2 separate regions of the Homo sapiens genome follow, and region 1 is linked to region 2. The links are chromatin contacts, found by Hi-C or POLR2A ChIA-PET in ENCODE. All regions are on one chromosome and are shown on one strand. The core of a region is the stretch at or near the end of the contact, and the rest is flanking DNA. Distances in the headings are between cores, read along the strand shown.

Region 1 (5,819 bases), core at 799-3,298, 120 kb after region 2:
CCCTAACCTATGTTTAAATTTAATAACTTGAATATTCATAACAGGCAACTTGAAATAATTAGCCTTTTAAAAATACTAACTTAGGGCAATGTTAAAAAGTCGGTAACTTTCTATGCTTAGCACAGACGGTCTACATAGTATGATTTATAAATGTGCTTATCTTATGTTAATCTTGCTCATACTAATTCACTATCTTTTGGTGAATTGATAGTTATATTGTACCAGAACTAGTGCTCTATGTCTTTGAAACTGAATGGCCAGTGAACTCACTGATCTGGAGTAGCCATGAGAAGCTAGTTCTTGACCATTATTTTGTAAGTTTCACTTTGATTTTGCTGATTCTACTTACTCAGAACAGAGTAAAGAAAAAGGTGTTTTTTAAGAAAAAAGAGATCTGATAACAAAACTATAAAATAATCGTCATGCCTAATTATATACCTGAAGAAATATCTGGTTAGTAGACATAAATGTGGTTTTCTAGCTTGGGACCTTTTTGATAGGTTCTGTAACTTCAGAGCACAGCTATATTTCCACAATATTTCCAGTACTTTAATTTTCAGAAATAAAAATATTTAACCCGGCCGGGCGCGGTGGCTCACGCCTGTAATCCCAGCACTTTGGGAGGCCGAAGTGGGCGGATCACGAGGTCAGGGGATCGAGACCATCCTGGCTAACATGGTGAAACCCCGTCTCTACTAAAAATACAAAAAAAATTAGCCAGGCCTGGTAGCGGGCACCTGTAGTCACAGCTACTTGGGAGGCTGAGACAGGAGAATGGCATGAACCCGGGAGGCAGAGCTTGCAGTGAGCCGAGATTGCACCACTGCACTCCAGCCTGGGCGACAGAGCGAGACTCCGTCTCAAAAAAAAAAAAAAAAAAAACCCTAAGACCCAGGCAACATTAGAAAAATGTACACAATGCCAGGTATGGTGGTGGCTCATGCCTATAATCCCAGCACTTCGGGAGGCCAAGGCAGGCAGATCACTTGAGGTCAGGAGTTTTGAGACCAGCCTGGCCAACACGGCGAAACCCTGTCTCTACTAAAAAATAAAAATTAGCCAGGCATGGTGGCATACGCCTGTAATCCCAGGTACTCAGGAACATGAGGCAGAAAAATTGCTTGAACCCAGGAGGCGGAGGTTGCTGTGAGCCAAGATCGCACCTCTGCAGTCCAGCCTGGGTGACAGAGTGAGGCTGTGTCTCAAAAAAAAAAAAAAAAAAAAAAAAAGTGTACACAAACCCTAGAGCCCCCACACAATAAGAATGTGTTGCCTTATGACTGAAATTGATACTTCTTAACTAGGGCAGAGGAAAATATTCTGTAGTGAATAGGAACAAACACCTTTATTTCATGATCTGTCTACACAGAAAGATGATAATAAAATTCAGCAAAGGAAATGTAGCTGTAATGTTATGACCTAGGAATTGGCTATTGGAGAAACACATCTATAAAATGAGTGTGAAATTCTGTCGTCCCTTAGAAGTATATAGATGCTTAAGAAATAGGTATCTTCTCAAAAGAAACAAATGAGATATTAATGATTTTGCCTAATTTGATGGGGGTGGGGGAAGTACACAGATTGGTATGTCAGAGTTGCTCTTCAAATAAGGAGATCTAGAATCTAGTTTCAGTCACTTCCTTTTTGCCCCTGTGGGCATGTAGGTCTTCTAGCAACTCAAGGCCACATGCTTAGACAACACAGATTAGTTTTGTACATGTGTTTAAATCACTGTGGTGATATGTGTCACAACAACAGCTAAAATCAGATAACTTTATTCCATCTACAGTGGCTTATTTATGTCAGGAAAATAGGGGGCAATTATTTTCCATCAAAGAGGTGAAAAGCAAATTAAGAAATGTTTTAAGACCCACTAAGGTTTTTTTTTTTTTTTTTTTTTGGGGACACATTAAGCAAAGCCACCATGGTACCTTAGGCTACTAATGCATTTGATTCTTCTTAACCCCAACCTGTTGTTTTAGGTGATTGAACCTGTGATTCAGCCTTCAGTAGGTGTTAGAGGCATCCAACACAGGTGGCAAGTATCGTCTACAGCACCTCTACTTCACAGTTACATTCAGCTGCTGTGATTCCTGGCCGACCCTATTATTCATACTTCAGGGTTTGTGTGTTTATATAGAAAAGGAAATGTGGCTCTCAACCCGAGATCGCGCTGCTGCACTTCAACCTGGGTGACAGAGTGAGACTCAGTCTCAAAAAAAAAAAAAATTGCTTTATAATTTAAAAGATTCTTTGCTTTGCTTTCTCTTTTAACTTACTGCTGCCTGGGAGGAGGTGAGCATTTACGTCTCCATTCTACAGATGAGGAAGATGAGGCTTTAAAAGGTTAGTAGCTGTCCCAGGGACTCAAAGCTAGTAAGTGACAGCATTACAAGTGGCACCTAAGCCTTCTGGTTTCAAATCCCCTTACTGTGCCATATGGTACAGTTTCCCACTGCGTTGTACATGTTGTGGAATAAGAATAAGGCTCACAGCTGTTACTAGTTAATAACGTATTCACCATTGGTAGAAAACTCAGAACTTGTGGTTAAAGTGGATTTTGTTCTCTTGCCCAAGACTGTTAACCATCATCAACACAACAGCTAAAATCAGCCTGTTACGCTCACCTGCTGTTTAATATCTAGATTCATAAAGATGAGAGAATGGAAAAACTGCAAAAGTGGTGAAAACAAATTCTGATAATAGGTTAATCAGAATTATCTAGGAAACAGTTATTAGATGAAAGGGGCTAGGTAGGTCACAAAGGTAAGTTCTCTTCCATCAAGGAACTCTTGAAGTGGATGCCATTAGACCTTTACAAACAACGGATATACCGTGTGCTGTATTAGAGGTATGGAACCGAAAGTAAAGGACAGATGCGCCCTTGTCTTGTCAACAGTAAGAGCCTCTTGTCCATCAAGAGAATTCATGTACTTTATAGGGTACTAACTCTACTAAAACTAACTCTATAAAGAACTTAAGACTGCTCTTCCTGGGGAACTTGTCTACAGGCACTCAGAATGGTCCAGCATTTGACATACTGTCATAGGCTTTCCTACAATACAGCCTCTAACAAAACTACGCGAACCCCTGGTAATAGAATTGTTTACCTTTATACCAAGAAGGTTGGGAAAGCATCAAAATCTGCGTGTGGCGTGTGCCCAGGCAGACTTTGAAGGGTTTGTGCTGTAAGACCTAAAGTTCTTATGAGGTTGTCCAAAACAAAGAAACATGTCAGCAGGGCCTATGTTGGTTCCATGTGTGCTAAATGTGTTTGTGACAGGATCAAGCGTGCTTTCCTTATCAAGGAGCAGAAAATTGTTGTGAAAGTGTTGAAGGCACAAGCAGAGTCAGAAAGCTAAATAAAAAATGAAGCTTTTTTGAGTAATAAAAATGAAAAGACTTGCTGTATGGAAAAAAAAAAAGACTATCTTACGTTGTCAGCCAACAGGATACCACATTAATTCTTTAAATACTGAATTTTGCCGGGCGCGGTGGCTCACGCCTGTAATCCCAGCACTTTGGGAGGCTGAGGCGGGCAGATCACGAGGTCAGGAGATCGAGACCATCCTGGTTAACACGGTGAAACCCCGTCTCTACTAAAAATACAAAACTTTAGCCGGGTGTGGTGGCGGGCTCCTGTAGTCCTAGCTACTCAGGAGGCTGAGGCAGAAGAATGGCGTCAACCCAGGAGGCGGAGCTTGCAGCTAGCTGAGATCGCTCTGCTGCACTCCAGCCTGGGCAACAGAGCGAGACTCCATCTCTAAAAAAATAAATAAATAGTGAATTTTGAATTGCAGAGACATCAGTTCTGTTGATAGGGCCTTGAGGTCCTCATTTATGATGAGAACAAAACTAACTAAACTGCATCCTCTTTCTTAGCCAGAGGCTAAGTACAGATATTTTTGTATACATTACGAAATGAGTTTGTACTTGGATTCTTTATCCTTATAGTCTCAACACAATCGGTATTCAATAAATATTCGTCAAATGAATACATGAAGGGAGGACTATGCAGTCCTGGCCCAAAATTCAAAATCAAATTCAAAACATGTTCTGATTTCTTCTAGGTCACCCTTCATTTCTTACTATAGATATTTTTGCCCCCAAAATACAAACCCAAAGTTGGCTTTTCTGCTCTGACTCCCCCTGGTTCATGCCATTTCAAAGGACCCAGGTGCAGCTTGAAAATCTGACCTATTGGTCACCGTGACACAATGATGTACTGTTCCTTTTTACCTCTCTCCAGCTCCTCTCACAAATTATGGGCCAGTCTCAAGGCTCAGTTATTCATGTTCTGCTGTCTCCACTCTTTCCAAGAAGGGCTTCAATATCAGCTTTGACTGACACCTCCATTCAGAATCTACATCTCCAGCCCTGAAAGCTTCCTCTGGGCCCACTCATGCATCTAACTGCCATCTCAACATTTTCACCTGGGAGTTCCAAAGTCATCCTCAACTTAATCTGTTTAAAAACCAAAAGTCAACCTGATTTTACAACTTCCTTATAAAAGCAACTCTCCTTCCTGAAAGCCAGCCACCAAGACTGAAAGGTCTTATCCCTTGTCTAACACAGAAGACAGCCTCATGCACAGACAGCCACCAAATCCTATCAAATATTTTTACTTTGAAACTGCTCCTCATCCCTGCTGCCACCAGCTTCAAGTCCAGGCACCAAAAGCTTATGCCTAACTGCAAGAACCTTCAAGTGGTCTTACCCTAATTCGATTTCACCCTCCAAAGTGTCTTGCAAAATCTAACTTTCTTAGACTTATCTTAAAAGTTCAACATTGTTTTTATTTTGAATTGCGGGGAGGATGGGGGTGGGGTGTTGAGGTGGTGGTAATCTGTTCAGTGCTTGGAACCACTAAAGGTCTTGATCCTGTTTTTCAGGCGGCTCCTATACACAGACCTTTTTCTTCAGAAAAGCTGACCTGCTTCAATCTTGATAGAAGTCAGGATATCACAATCTGCCTTATATCAAAGTTATTTGTACATTATAGCTAATCTCCAATAATGTGTAAGCTTCCTGTAAGGATGCACCATGTCACATTCTTTGTATCTGTTACATTACCCAATAACAGTGCTTGCCCCACAGTAAGAAGGGGCTGTTTACAAAGTCAACTGGAATCAAATGTGATATTAAGAATTGGTTTTGGCCCGGGCGCAGTGGCTCACGCCTATAATCCCAGCACTTTGGGAGGCTGAGGTGGACAGATCACTTGAGGTCAGGAGTTCAAGACCAGTCTGGCCAGCATGGTGAAGCCTTGTCTCTACTAAAAATACAAAAACTAGCTGGGCATGGTGTTGCACGCCTCTAATCCCAGCTATTCAGGAGGCTGATGCAGGAGAATCACTCGAACCCAGGAGGCAGAGGCTGCAATGAGCCGAGATTGCACCACTGCACCCTAGCCTGGGTGACAGAGCAGGACTCCATCTCAAAAAAAAAAAAGAATTGGTTTCACTGATCAGTAGCAGGATCACAGCACTGTAGAGGGACCCTCTACCAATGCCAAGGGAATGCTGCCAAATTCCTCCTGCAAATACTTGGAAATTTACACTAACTCTCTGTGAAATCACTGAAAAGTAATGGCAAATCATAGGTTAGAAGCTCCTGTGGGCAGAATAATTGCTACAAAGAGAAAACGTTACTTTCTTTCCAAACAAATTCTGGGGCCATTTTTATATTGGGGATGTCCCTATTGCTTGTCTTTTAAGTTTCTGATGGTTTTTTTTTTACCTTTAAAAAACGTTCGAGCTACAGGAACCTGCAGTGGAAGAAAGGAGTCTCACTTTCCTTGAAAGCTACACTCTTCTCCT
Region 2 (5,414 bases), core at 2,618-5,117:
CTGTTGCTCAATGAACTGAGCCCCTAGGCCTGGAGATAAAAAGTAGAGGGATAGCTGTGCAGTTGGACAAGCAGGTCCAGAGAACCACTGGGTTTTGTTCTGAACAAAGTCAGATATCTTAAGGGGAAGTGGAGAGCATTTCTTTTTGACAGTGATATTCTGCAGAGATTTCCAGGTTTTAAAAGGATCATTCTGAAGGTGACACAAAGAACACCCTATTAGAGTGTCTGTCTCCCTGAAAATGAATCCTTCTTCTTTGTACTCAGGGTGTTTCCCTCTTAATAATAGCCTCCTACTATGACCCCAAGTTGTTTCACAGCCTCCCTGACAGTAAAAGCTGCTCATTGTTTAGGCATTTTGTTTTTTCCCATTCCTAAACACACTCCTTCCCAGTTGGGGTTCTAGTAATGCCATCTCTACTAAATGCATCACCATTGAATCAAGGGACAAGTTGCAGCAACTTACTTTGTTTCCTTCTCTTCCTTGTCTTGTTCATTTAGGTTGAAATAGTTTTCAATGAAATCCAACAAGTATTTACCCAGCACCCATTGAGAGCAAACTACTGTGCTAGGTCACATGCAACATCAAGGTGATTAGGCACGATTTCTGGCCCTGAGAATCTTGTATTGGCTTGCAGATTATTATAATGACTGGTAAAATGTTTCAGTATCTCTCTTCAACCTTTCTGGGCTATAGGTTCTTCCTAACATGATTTATGTGCTCTAGAATTCAGTCAAAGTTGCATTTGAGAACATTAGATTCAACAGATGTCTCCAAGAAACCTTCCCAATCCCTCCACCTATATATGGTCTGCCTGCAAGCTTTTTTTGGTTTGTTTTTTGTTTTTGTTTTTTTTTTGAGATGGATTCTCGCTCTGTTGCCCAGGCTGGAGTGTAGTAGCATGATCTTAGCTCACTGCAACCTCCGCCTCCCAGGTTCAAGCAATTCTCCTGCCTCAGCCTCTCAAGCATCTGGGACTACTTGCGCACATCACCACGCCCAGCTAATTTTTGTATTTTTAGTAGAGATGGGGTTTCACCATCTTGGCACGGCTGATCTCGAACTCCTGACCTTGTGATCCACCTTCCTTCAGCCTCCCAAAGTGCTGGGATTTCAGGCATAAGCCACCGCACCCGGCCTTTTTTTTTTTTTTTTTTTTTTTTTTTTTTGAGACAGAATCTTGCTATGTTGCCCAGGCTGGAGTACAGTGGTGCGATCTCTGCTCACTGCAATCTCTGTCTCCTGGGCTCAAGCAATTCTCGTGCCTTGGCCTCATGAGTAGCTGGGATTACAGGTGTGTGCCACCAGGCCTGGCTAATTTTTGTACTTTTAGTAGAGACAGGTTTTTGCTATGTTTCCCAGGCTGGTCTTGAACTCCTGACCGCAAGTGATCCACCTGCCTCAGCCTCCCAAAATGCTGGGATTACAGGCATGAGCCATTGTGCTTGGCCCCTGACTGCACTTTATATCTCTTACAGCACTTATCACTTTTACATTGTATTATAAATTTATTTATGTACATGTTAGCCTCCATAATGCGGAAAGAGAGCAGGCACAGGGAAAAGTGCCAGAGGAGTGGAGCCAGAAGACCTGTGCTTGAATTTGAAGCCAGACTCAGATATGAATCAACCATGAAATCTTGGCCATGCCACTTAATCTTTGCAATTCTCAGTCCTGCATCTAGAATTGGAAGACAATAATAATTCCTACTTCATAAAATAGATATGGAAATTAGTTATCATATGAACATGCTTTGTGAGTTGTTATCTATCTGTTAATTTTATTAACCTCCATGTGATACAGCAAAGGGCCTTCCTTGCCCATGAGAAAAACCCTATTAATATTAATTAAATTATTGGAAAAATTACATCAACCACCCTCTGGCATATTATTATTTTCAAATTCTTTTCATATCCCACATTGTTAGCAAGCCTCATCTGTTGTGTCCTACTAGGTTTAAGGAGGAGTGTTTACAGGGATTAAACAGAAACAAAGGGACCTGCTTTTTGATGGAGCTGCCCTCTGCCTTTACTAGTTGTGCAGAATAAGAGTAATTAATTTTTTTTTCTGAGCCTTAGTTTTCTCATCTGTATAATGAAGATAATACAGGATTTTATAATGATTAAAATTAGATAATGCTAGCGCTTTGGGAGGCTGAGGTGGGAGGATCCCTTGAGTCCAGGAGTTTGAGACTAGCCTGGGCAACATAGGGAGACCTCATCTCTACAAAAAATAAACAAAATTAGCTGGGTGTGGTGATGTGTGCCTGTAATCCCAGCTATATGGGAGTCTGAGATGGGAGGATTGCTTGAGCCTGGGAGGTTGAGACTGCAGTGAGCTGTGATTTTGCCATTGTATTCCAGCCAGGGCAACAAAGCAAGACCCTGTCTCAAAAAATAATAATAATAGGCTGGGCGCAGTGGCTCACATCTGTAATCCCAGCGCTTTGGAAGGCTGAGGTTGGCGGATCACCTGAGGTCAGGAGTTCGAGAGCAGCCTGGTCAACATGGTGAAACCCCATCTCTACTAAATACACAAAAAATCAGCTGGGCGTGGTGGTGCGCGCCTGTAGTCCCAGCTACTCAGGAGGCTGAGGCAGGAGAATCGCTTGAGCCCTAAAGGTGGAGATTGCACTGAGCTGAGATCTTGCCACCACTCTCCAGCCTGGGCGACTTAACAAGACTCCGTCTCAATAATAATAATAATAACAACAACAATCACTTAAAAATAAAATTAGATAATGTATTAAAATGAGACGTGAGGAGCTAGTGATTTAAGTAAGCTCAGTATGTGTTAACTTTGATAATATTCACATGTAGTCCATTAATTGAGCAATTATACTATGGGGCTGGGCACCGTATAGCTGCTGGAGATATACCCTGTCATCATGTCATCAATGGGAAAAACCGACAAGTAACTGATTATTGCCACACGATGTGACAGATGCTACGACAGAAATAAGAACAGGGTGCTCCGGGAACAACAGGGGAGGCACCTGTGTGACAGCCCTGACTGGAAAGTTGTCAGCAGCTGTCAGGGAAGGCTTCATGGAGGAAGTGACTACTGTGGAGTTTGAAGGTGCAGTAGGAGTAAGCTGGGTGGACAGAGGAACCACCCTGAGCAAGGAGGTAGAGATCTGAGAAGGCATGCTCATTGAAGAAAATAGAGAGCAGTTCTGACAAAATGAAGCTATAAAGGCCTGTAGATGCCAGATCACAAAGGGCATTAGCTTGTTTTGTGAAAGAATTTATGCTCTTTTCTGAGAGAATGGGGAGGCATTGTTGGACGTGTGCCCTCTCAGAGATAAAATTTAAGTGGAGAGCACTGAGTTAAGAAAATATCTCGATATCATGAAATTAACACAGGTTTGGAGCCCCCACAGATCCTCAATCCTGGTTAAGTTCCATGTATGACCTAATCAACTCCACCTCTCTTTCGTGGACAATCAGCAATGACATCTACCTCTCAGGATTATTGCGAGGGCTAAATGAGATAGTGCAGGTCAAGTTCGCTGCAAAGTGTGTGTCACATAATGAACATTTTAAGTAAATATCAACTCTTTTCGATGAAGCACTGTGTAAGTAGAATACGAAAGCTATTGCCAGGCCTCTCCCTCCTCCCTCCCTTCCTTTTCCTCTCTCAGCAGTGCAGGCAGCAGCAGCCAAAAGCCAGGGACGTGGAGGATGTCCACTGAAGCGAGTACTCCAGAGCGATGATTAAAAGGCAGCCGCCCCGAATCCCGGGCGCGGGCGGGGAGCGAGGCTGGGCATGCTCAGTGGGCCGGAGACGGGAGGGAAGCGGGGAGGGGGCGGGGGCGGGGGCGGGGGTTGGGGGGGGTGGGTCGGAGCCGCGCGAAGGCGCATGCTCAGTCTCCGCATCTGCTCCTTCATCCAGTGCCGCAGCCGGAAAACCGCAGCGGCGGCGGCGGCGGCTGAGGGGGAACGATCCAGCGAGCTGCAGAAAGGGGGGCAGGAAAAAATTACAAGGACATTACTGATAAGACAGGAACTGAGAGCTTGGGATTCGCGGCCTCTCCCCGGCCACCACCTTCGCCGTCAGCAAGGGAGGAAGACCCGGGAGACGGCAGCGGCGACGGCGGCAGGGGAAGGAGGAGACGGCGACGGGAGGGAGCACAGAGGAGGGGACGGGCCGGCGGCGGCCTGTGAGCCGCAGTGATTTTGACGTTTTCCGCTGCTGCGTCTCCGGCGGGCAGGGGCCGGGCTGCGCTGGGTGGGCCAGCTCGCCCCGCGCTTCCCCCTCGTCCTGCTCGTCCCTCCGCCCACCCGGGGCCTGAGGGGTCTCCCCGCTCCGAGGGAAGGGGAGAGGGAGGCGAGGGCGTGCGGGCATCGCGATGGCGGGGACATTTTCCACAACGTGATTGTTGAAGGCTCCCCCCATCCCCCCTCCCTTAAAATTCCGGGCCCTTCCAGCCTCCACCCTCCCCCAAGCCCGTGTGACTAAACCGAGACAAAGGGGAGGCGGCCTCGCTCACACGCGGGCTCGCGGGGCGGGTGGCTCGGAGGGGCGCGGGCACGGGGCGGACCTCGCGCGGACGGACGGACGGAGACGGCGCCGCCACATTCCTATGCCCGGGAGCGGCGGCGGCGGCGGCGGCGGCTCCCGCGGGAGGCGGCAGGCGCGCGGCGCGGACAGCTGAGCTTCTCCTCCGTCGGCGCCCGGGCGGACATCGCCCGGGCCCCGATGGTTTGAGCTTGCTTCTCCCTCCCTCCCGACCCCCGTGGTGGCGAGGCCACGCCATGTGAAGGTTAGGGCCGGGACATCCCGAGGAGCCGCGGTGAAAGATGGGGGATGCTGCAGACCCCAGGGAGATGAGAAAGACGTTCATTGTTCCAGCCATCAAGCCTTTTGACCACTATGATTTCTCCAGGGCCAAAATCGCCTGCAATCTGGCCTGGCTGGTGGCCAAAGCCTTTGGGACAGGTTAGTGGTGTCACCCTTTCCCTCCCCTCTTCCTCCTGATGTGGTCCACATCTCGGTTTTTGTTCCCGATTCTCGAATCCCTCCCTCCCCGTGCCTGTCTTCTCGTACAGGTTAAGGGAGATGATGGGAGGCTAGGAAGAGAAAGAAAGGAGAAATAAGGAAAGCAGGTTTGGTCTTCAATGAAGGGCACGTGAATGGTCAGGTGGGATTTGGCCAGATTCCTTTTATTGGATGGCAAAATGTCCCCCCCATCCCCCAGTGAGCAATTTTATGTTTTTACATAGAGTGGTTTTGATTTGTGGTATTTTCTTCATTGTGTTGCGTACATTTCTGCCTCAGTCATAATTGTGATTACACCACCAAGAAATCTGAGTTGGTTTCTTTATTATTGCAAGAAGGTGGATGGTGCATAGTACTATATTGATTTTGACATTTGTAATGATGGCTGCTATTCAGGCTCCGTTGGATGTAAG

Evidence for each region. A loop is a pair of places that touch in the nucleus more often than their neighbours do. ChIA-PET counts read pairs that join two places held with the same protein, here RNA polymerase II (POLR2A). Pooled maps may share reads with other maps.
Region 1: a map with no recorded cell type shows a loop between it and region 2 (2.9-fold over the local background). The contact joins the enhancer-like site here to the promoter of CAMSAP2 in region 2. A Hi-C loop is called at or near these places in 3 of 37 single-sample maps with no recorded cell type and 4 of 50 pooled maps. POLR2A ChIA-PET finds 5 or more read pairs at or near these places in 2 of 52 experiments (WTC11 and activated CD4-positive, alpha-beta T cell).

The regions. Positions count from the first base shown.
Region 1 is chr1:200,860,788-200,866,606 of GRCh38, forward strand. It overlaps the pseudogene RPL34P6. Among named protein-coding and RNA genes, the nearest start is that of GPR25, 9.3 kb to the right of the region's middle. RefSeq lists an enhancer at 5,802-5,819. Within about 2 kb of position 2,049, at least 5 of the 41 ENCODE cell types and tissues checked have a DNase peak (open chromatin) inside an H3K27ac peak, as active enhancers do.
Region 2 is chr1:200,735,026-200,740,439 of GRCh38, forward strand. CAMSAP2 (calmodulin regulated spectrin associated protein family member 2) reads left to right here and starts at 3,868. Exons shown (of 17, transcript NM_203459.4): 1 at 3,868-4,941. The coding sequence starts at 4,803. RefSeq lists an enhancer at 3,498-3,577 and silencers at 4,218-4,577, 4,608-4,677.